Regions from separate parts of the Homo sapiens genome. Here region 1 is linked to region 2. A link is a contact called in ENCODE Hi-C or POLR2A ChIA-PET data. All regions are on one chromosome and are shown on one strand. The core of a region is the stretch at or near the end of the contact, and the rest is flanking DNA. Distances in the headings are between cores, read along the strand shown. Region 1 overlaps OSBPL3 (oxysterol binding protein like 3). Region 2 overlaps OSBPL3 (oxysterol binding protein like 3).

Region 1 (3,030 bases), core at 93-2,592, 42 kb before region 2:
CAGTCTCCTGTTTTCTTTAATCTTCTCACTTAGATCCCAAAGTCAGGGATTGTACTTGAGGTTATAGAGCTAATGCAAATGCTGCTGTTTAGTATGACATGAGTTTATGATAGAAGATTTAGAAAGGATCTCATAGCTCACTTGTTCTAAACTCCCTGCCAGTCTTGGAATCTTCTCTGTGGTGCCTCTGCCAGGTGACCACCAGCCTCTGATGGAGCACTCCAGAGACTTTCATAGATCAGCCATGTTTTTGCCATTTTTCATAGCACTCATTAGATAGTAAGACAACCCATCCTTTAGGCAAAGCTGGAATCCAGGGCCTTGTAGTTCCCACCCGTTAGTCCTGGTTTTGCCTTCAGATTCTGTCAAGTCAAATCCCAATTTTTTGAGACAGCCTGGTCTCCTGGAATGTGGCTACTCAAGTTGGGCTTATGGTCCAGCAGCAGTGATAGCCTCATCTGTGCAGGTGCAGAATCTCAGGCCTCCCCCAGACCTACTGAACTTAAATCTGCATTTTTAACAAGATCTCCAAGTGATTGACATGCAAATTACAGTTTGAGAAGCACTGAGTGAGAGCTCATACACTACCTTTCTCCCAACTAATTTTTTCTTTTCTTAAAAATTGCCATTGCTATCAGGCCTGCTGGTGCTAAACAAACAAACAAAAAACCATAGCTGAGAAACATTTAACAAGAAACAACAACTCCAGTTCTCAGTGATTGAAATGTGAGTACAGTTTTGGTCTAGCATCAGTTAAAGCTGTCATTCTATTAATTGAAAATCTATTGACAAGTATTGTCAGTGTTCATAGAACAATCATAAAAGGTAATATTGATGATCGTTAGCCTTTCTTAATAGGCCGTGGAAGATCTTGAATGCCTTTAAAATCATTAAAGACACATTAAATTACATGATTTAAGGCTGGGTATTGCCTTGTGATTTTTAAAAAACTGATAAACGGATTAAGTGAGTAATCAGGACACCCGTTTTCCAACCATGCCTGATAGAGGCAACCACAAAACTTTCTTCCCCAACACTCTTGAGCTGCAAGAAGAATAAAAGTTTTAATCGTTTTCTATTTCTGACATCACTGCAAGGGTAGTGACTGAGGATTCAGCATTTGAAAGGTGCCTGTGGAAACAGCTGTGCTGGAGGGAAGTGCTTTCAATTCGTGCACTCAGCAATATGGAAATTAACTTGGCCAGCGCATGAGCATGAATAAATGCTTAGCTGCCTTTGCAATCACAAAGCAGCTTTCTATCTTTGGCACTTTTCAGACATTCAGTAAAACAGACTAAATTTAATGCCAGATGACAGCACCAGACTGTCTTCAGTGAAACTCATGCAAAAACCTTAAGAAGCCACATCCCCCAACCCCTCCCATGTTTCTCTCTCCACCTGGTATTCATGGTGACCTTTAAGCTTGACACCCCACAGGATGAGACATCAGTGCAGCCGTGTTGGGCTAAGTCAGCAGGGCCTTGATTTCCCCAAGGGCCCAAGTCTACCCTGTACTGTGTCTCAGGATATGCAGCTCAAGGTGCCTGCCCTACTCTTGGGGTCACCAGGAGATACTCCTAAGTCCTGGTTCCTTTAGCCAAGAGAAACCAACATCCCTCTTGTTTTCTGTCCTGAGTGCCAACTCACTCTAATCCAGCACACATTATTAAAGTCCCATGTCCCGAAGGTTCTGGGGGACTCTTTTGATACCCCCCTTGCTTTGCAGACTCATTCAGTAAACATTTATTTCGGCCCCTATTTCCCAGGTAGTAGGATTGTAATAAATAAGACACAGTCCCTGTCCTCACGGAACCCATGTTCTAGCTAGGGAGGCTGACAGTGCAAGGTGACTGTCATCCAGGGAGGAGGTTTGGGCCTAAATGAGAATTTACCTGGCTAAGAGGTAGATGGGGCAGGCTTTCCAAATATGAAAAAAAATGAATGGCGAAGACTTGGCAGCCTTAAAATGCACAGGCTAATTTCCCTTCCCTGTTTGGTGGGATTACAGTATAGGGAAAACAGTAGCTATCTCTGAGCAGGGTTGAAGACCTTACTTGCCTCCATCCATACTGCACTGTTTCTTAACTCCTTCCAATTGTCTCAAGGTCTTGGCCCACCACTATTCCTCTACCCAATGGGATTTACTCCTTTTTCTTCATCAGAATTTACATACTTAAACTACAGTAAAAATGCAGTATGCTATAATATGTGACAGAATGATTAAAAATGTAAGTTCTGCAGTCAGGTGGCTTCGTCACTTGGTTTTGTAACATCAGGGAAGTTATCTAATTCTCTCTTCCTCAGTTTCCACATGCAAAAAAATAAAGAATACTAATAAATCCAATCTCAAAGGTTGTGCAGGAATTAAACATGATCATGTAAGTATGGTATTTAGCACATTATCTGACATATAGAAGATGCTTAAGTGTTAGCTATTGTAGTTGCTCTATTCTTTCAACATATTTATTAATATCTACTATGCACTATTTTAAGTAGTGAACAAGACAGAAAAGGTTCCTGCTTTCATAGAGCTAGAAAGTGTTCTCCAATTATTTTATATTATTATTGCTTATATAGTTAGGTTTATGTATTATTTCAGCCGACCCCACTGGATAGTATTTCCTGAGGCACTATTCTTTTGTGTTTTAAATGGCATGCTGTACAGAATTGTGGATACAGCTTAATATCTCTTTGTAGGCCAGCTACTCAGTGCCATTTACTTGGTTTGAGAACTTATTTTCTTGGTTTGAGACCCCAACAATGAATAAACCAGGAGAAATCTCTTAGTTCCTACTAAATATATACTTAGTACTTTACTAGGATTCTAAGCAAGTTGAAAAGATGGTCACTGTGATAGCTTGGGAAAAAAAGACCAAAGCACTGGAGATAAAAATGAAAGGGAAGAAAAAAAAAAAACCTTAGAAGTTAATTAATTGCTAAATTATTTGGTAATGGACAGTAATAATAATGTAATTTACAGGAATATGTGACTGATGTGGTTTGGATAATTTAGAAATTTCATGGAAGGAG
Region 2 (3,286 bases), core at 590-3,089:
ACTCTACTGAAAAGATTGGATACAGAAATAACCTTTACATTTCATATCATCATTTTGCCTGTGTTAGGACCAAGATCTTGCTACACTGTTATTCTTTGAGTTTATAGTAAACATGAGGTTTTTAGAGTGTTTCCTATTAATTTCTTCCCCACAGTGTTGCTGGGCACATATTAGGACCTGTCTCTATGCTGGGTACTTTGGGGAAGTTAAGTGTTTAAGAATACAGATTAAGGGACCAGACTTCCTTGGTTAGCCCCAGCTCTGCCACTCAGTGGTTGTGTGTTCTGGGACCAGATACTTACTTCCTCTATGCCTCATTTTCTTCATCTGTGAAATGGGGATAATAATACTGTTTACCACAAGTGGTAGTTACATAGGATAAGTAGGAATAATGCATGTGAAATGCTTAGAAGACTGCCTGTCACAGAATAAAATGCAAGATATGTGTTAGCTGTTAGTAGTATTGGTGGTGATGATGGCGGTGGAGTAGCATGCTTTCAAAATTCAGATTAGTGTAATCAAAGAAAATTTTTTGAGACTACATGAAAAATTGTTTTCAAAAATGACTACAGGCAAGGCACAGTGGCTCACACCTATAATCCCAACACTTTGGGAGGCTGAGGCAGGAGGATTGCTTTAGGCCAAGAGTTTGAGACCAGCCTGCGCAACATAGCAAGATCCTGTCTCTAAAAAAGATACAAAAACTAGCCAGGCGTGGTGTAGCATGTCTGTAGTCTGAGCTACTCAGGAGACTGAGGTGGAACAATTGTTTAGGCCCGGGAGTTCGAGGTTACAGTGAGCTATGATCATACCACCGCACTCCAGCCTGAGTGACCCTGTTGAGAAAGACCCTATCTCAATATTTAATTAATTAATTTTAAAACTGCCATTTGCAGCTACTTACCTATGTTGTATTTACCCATATTAAGCAACTAAAACAGGCTGGGCGTGGTGGCTCACGCCTGTAATCCCAGGACTTTGGGAGGCTGAGGTGGGTGGATCACTTGAGCTCAGGAATTTGAGATCAGCCTTGGCAACATAGTAAAATCTCATCTCTACAAAAATACAAAAAATTAGCCAGGCATGTTGGTGTGCATCTGTGGTCCCAGCTACTTGGGAGGCTGAGGCAGGAAGATTGCTTGAGCCGGTGAGGCAGAGGCTGCAGTGACTCCAGATTATGCCACTGTACTCCAGCCTGGGCAACAGACCAAGACTCTGTCTCAAAAAAAATTAATTTTAAAAAAGCAAAACAAATTCAGAAGTTAATTGGATGATTAGATTAACATGAGATGCACAGTGTGGCCCTGTTTTCATGTGTTTCTGTTCATCAGAGCAGCCCCTTTATTCAGTGATTGGCTTTATAATAAGTAAATGTTAAATATATATGTTTAATAAAATATATATCAACAAAGTATGTTTATTGATATATAAATAAAAATAATATGCAAGAGATTTCATTTGAAAACAGGCACAATGGAGGATAGGAATTTCAGAGCATGAAACGAAGGAAAAGATTGATAGATTGGCATACCTAAAATATGTTTCATTCATCAAAATACTCCATGGGCCAAATTTAAAGGTAAATACCAAGTGGGGATTGAATTGTAAAACAAATATAAAACAAGAGAGTATGGTGTTAATACATAAATAGGAAGGCAGACAATTCAGCAAAGAAGAAGTGCTCATGAAAGCACTCCAAACCACACAGGAAATCTTTTAAATGTAAGCTAGAACAAGGTGGTTACACTGTCCACCTGACAATTTGACAGAAATTAAAAATGAAAATGACAAGCCTGAAGAGGCCTCAGGAGATGGATGTTCACATCTGCTGCCGATAAATGGGGAAGTTGGGGGCAGCCTTTTTGAAAAGCAGTCTGATCATGTGAATCAGAAGTCTAACAACATTCAGAGTTGTTGACATAGTAATCCCGCTTCTTCATATCCTAAGAAAATAAAGATATAGGCAAAAAATATTTTACAGTCTTTAAAAATGATTTATTAAACTCTTAGGTTCAGGGGTACATGTGCAGGTTTGTTCTATAGGTAAATTGCATGTCACGGTGGTTGCTGTACAGATTATTTCATCACCAAGGTAATAAGCATAGCACCAAATAGGTAGGTTTTTGATCCTCACCCACTACCCACCCTCCACCCACTCTCCACATTCCAGTAGGCCCTGGTGTCTATGGTTCCCTTCTTTATGTTCATGTGAACTAACGTTTAGTACCCCTTTACAAGTGAGAACATGCATTTGGTTTTCTCTTCCTGTGTTAGTTTGCTTAGTTAACGGCCTCCAGCTCCATCTATGTTGCTGCAAAGGCTATGATCCCATTCTTTTTTATGGCTGCACAGTATTCCATGGTGTATATGTACCACATTTTCTTTATCTAGTCTACTGTTGATGGGCATTTAAATTGATTCCATGTCTTTGCTGTTGGGAATAGTGCTGTGATAAACATACACGTGCATGCGTCTTTATGGTAGAACAATATATATTCCTTTGGGTATATAGTCAGTAATGGGATTGCTGAGTTGAGTGGCAGTTCTGTTTTAAGTTCTTTGAGAAATTGCCAAACTGCTTTCCACAATGGCTGAGCTAATTACATTCCCGCCAGTAGTGTATAAGTATTCCCTTTTCTCTGCAGCCTCACCAGCATGTTATTTTTTGACTTTTTAGTAATTGCTATTCTGATTGGTATGAGATGATATCTCATTGTGGTTTTGATTTGCATTTCTCTAATGATTAGTGATATTGAGCAAAAACTGATGTTTTAGAAAAATTTTAAATAATATGGAAAAATACTCTGTTAGCTGAACAAGCAGAATATAAAATACGTATACAGTATGAACAACACAAATGGAGAAAACACGAAATGAAGATACTCTAATATATAAATGGCTGCTATTTTGGGGTGGTGGAGCAATGAAAAGACCATTATTTCCTTTATAGTTTTCCTGTAATAAACACAATTGTTTTACCAGAATTTAAAGTGATTTTTTAAAAAGTTTACAAGTTTTTATAAACAATAAGCAACTATAGGCATAGAAATCCAATTTCCAGTTTTATTCTAAGTGTGTATGAGCTATGAGGAACTAGGTTTTGAGGAGCAATTCAAGGTCTTCCCTGTGAATAAAGTCGATGGGTTTTAGTGTGTGTCATTTTTGGTATTTAATTGCTCAGAATTCTTTTGCCGGTTTTCTGACTTCAGCCATACTCTGAACAACTGAGTTTAATAGTAACATTGACTACTTGCTACGTAAGGTTTTATTCGTGGATTAAAAATAA

What was found. A loop is a pair of places that touch in the nucleus more often than their neighbours do. ChIA-PET counts read pairs that join two places held with the same protein, here RNA polymerase II (POLR2A). Pooled maps may share reads with other maps.
Region 1: a map of B cell shows a loop between it and region 2 (4-fold over the local background). The contact joins two enhancer-like sites. A Hi-C loop is called at or near these places in 16 of 168 maps with a recorded cell type or tissue (B cell, CD4-positive, alpha-beta memory T cell, CD8-positive, alpha-beta T cell and 13 more), 27 of 37 single-sample maps with no recorded cell type and 19 of 50 pooled maps. POLR2A ChIA-PET finds 5 or more read pairs at or near these places in 10 of 52 experiments (CD4-positive, alpha-beta memory T cell, MCF 10A, OCI-LY7 and 5 more).

The regions. Positions count from the first base shown.
Region 1 is chr7:24,876,308-24,879,337 of GRCh38, reverse strand. All of the region lies in intron 2 of OSBPL3 (oxysterol binding protein like 3), which reads left to right. Among named protein-coding and RNA genes, the nearest start is that of OSBPL3, 100 kb to the left of the region's middle. Within about 2 kb of position 1,342, at least 3 of the 41 ENCODE cell types and tissues checked have a DNase peak (open chromatin) inside an H3K27ac peak, as active enhancers do; they include B cell and OCI-LY7, where a contact is called at or near this core.
Region 2 is chr7:24,834,789-24,838,074 of GRCh38, reverse strand. The region is part of intron 14 of OSBPL3 (oxysterol binding protein like 3); the gene reads left to right. Among named protein-coding and RNA genes, the nearest start is that of GSDME, 79 kb to the right of the region's middle. Within about 2 kb of position 1,839, at least 4 of the 41 ENCODE cell types and tissues checked have a DNase peak (open chromatin) inside an H3K27ac peak, as active enhancers do; they include B cell and OCI-LY7, where a contact is called at or near this core.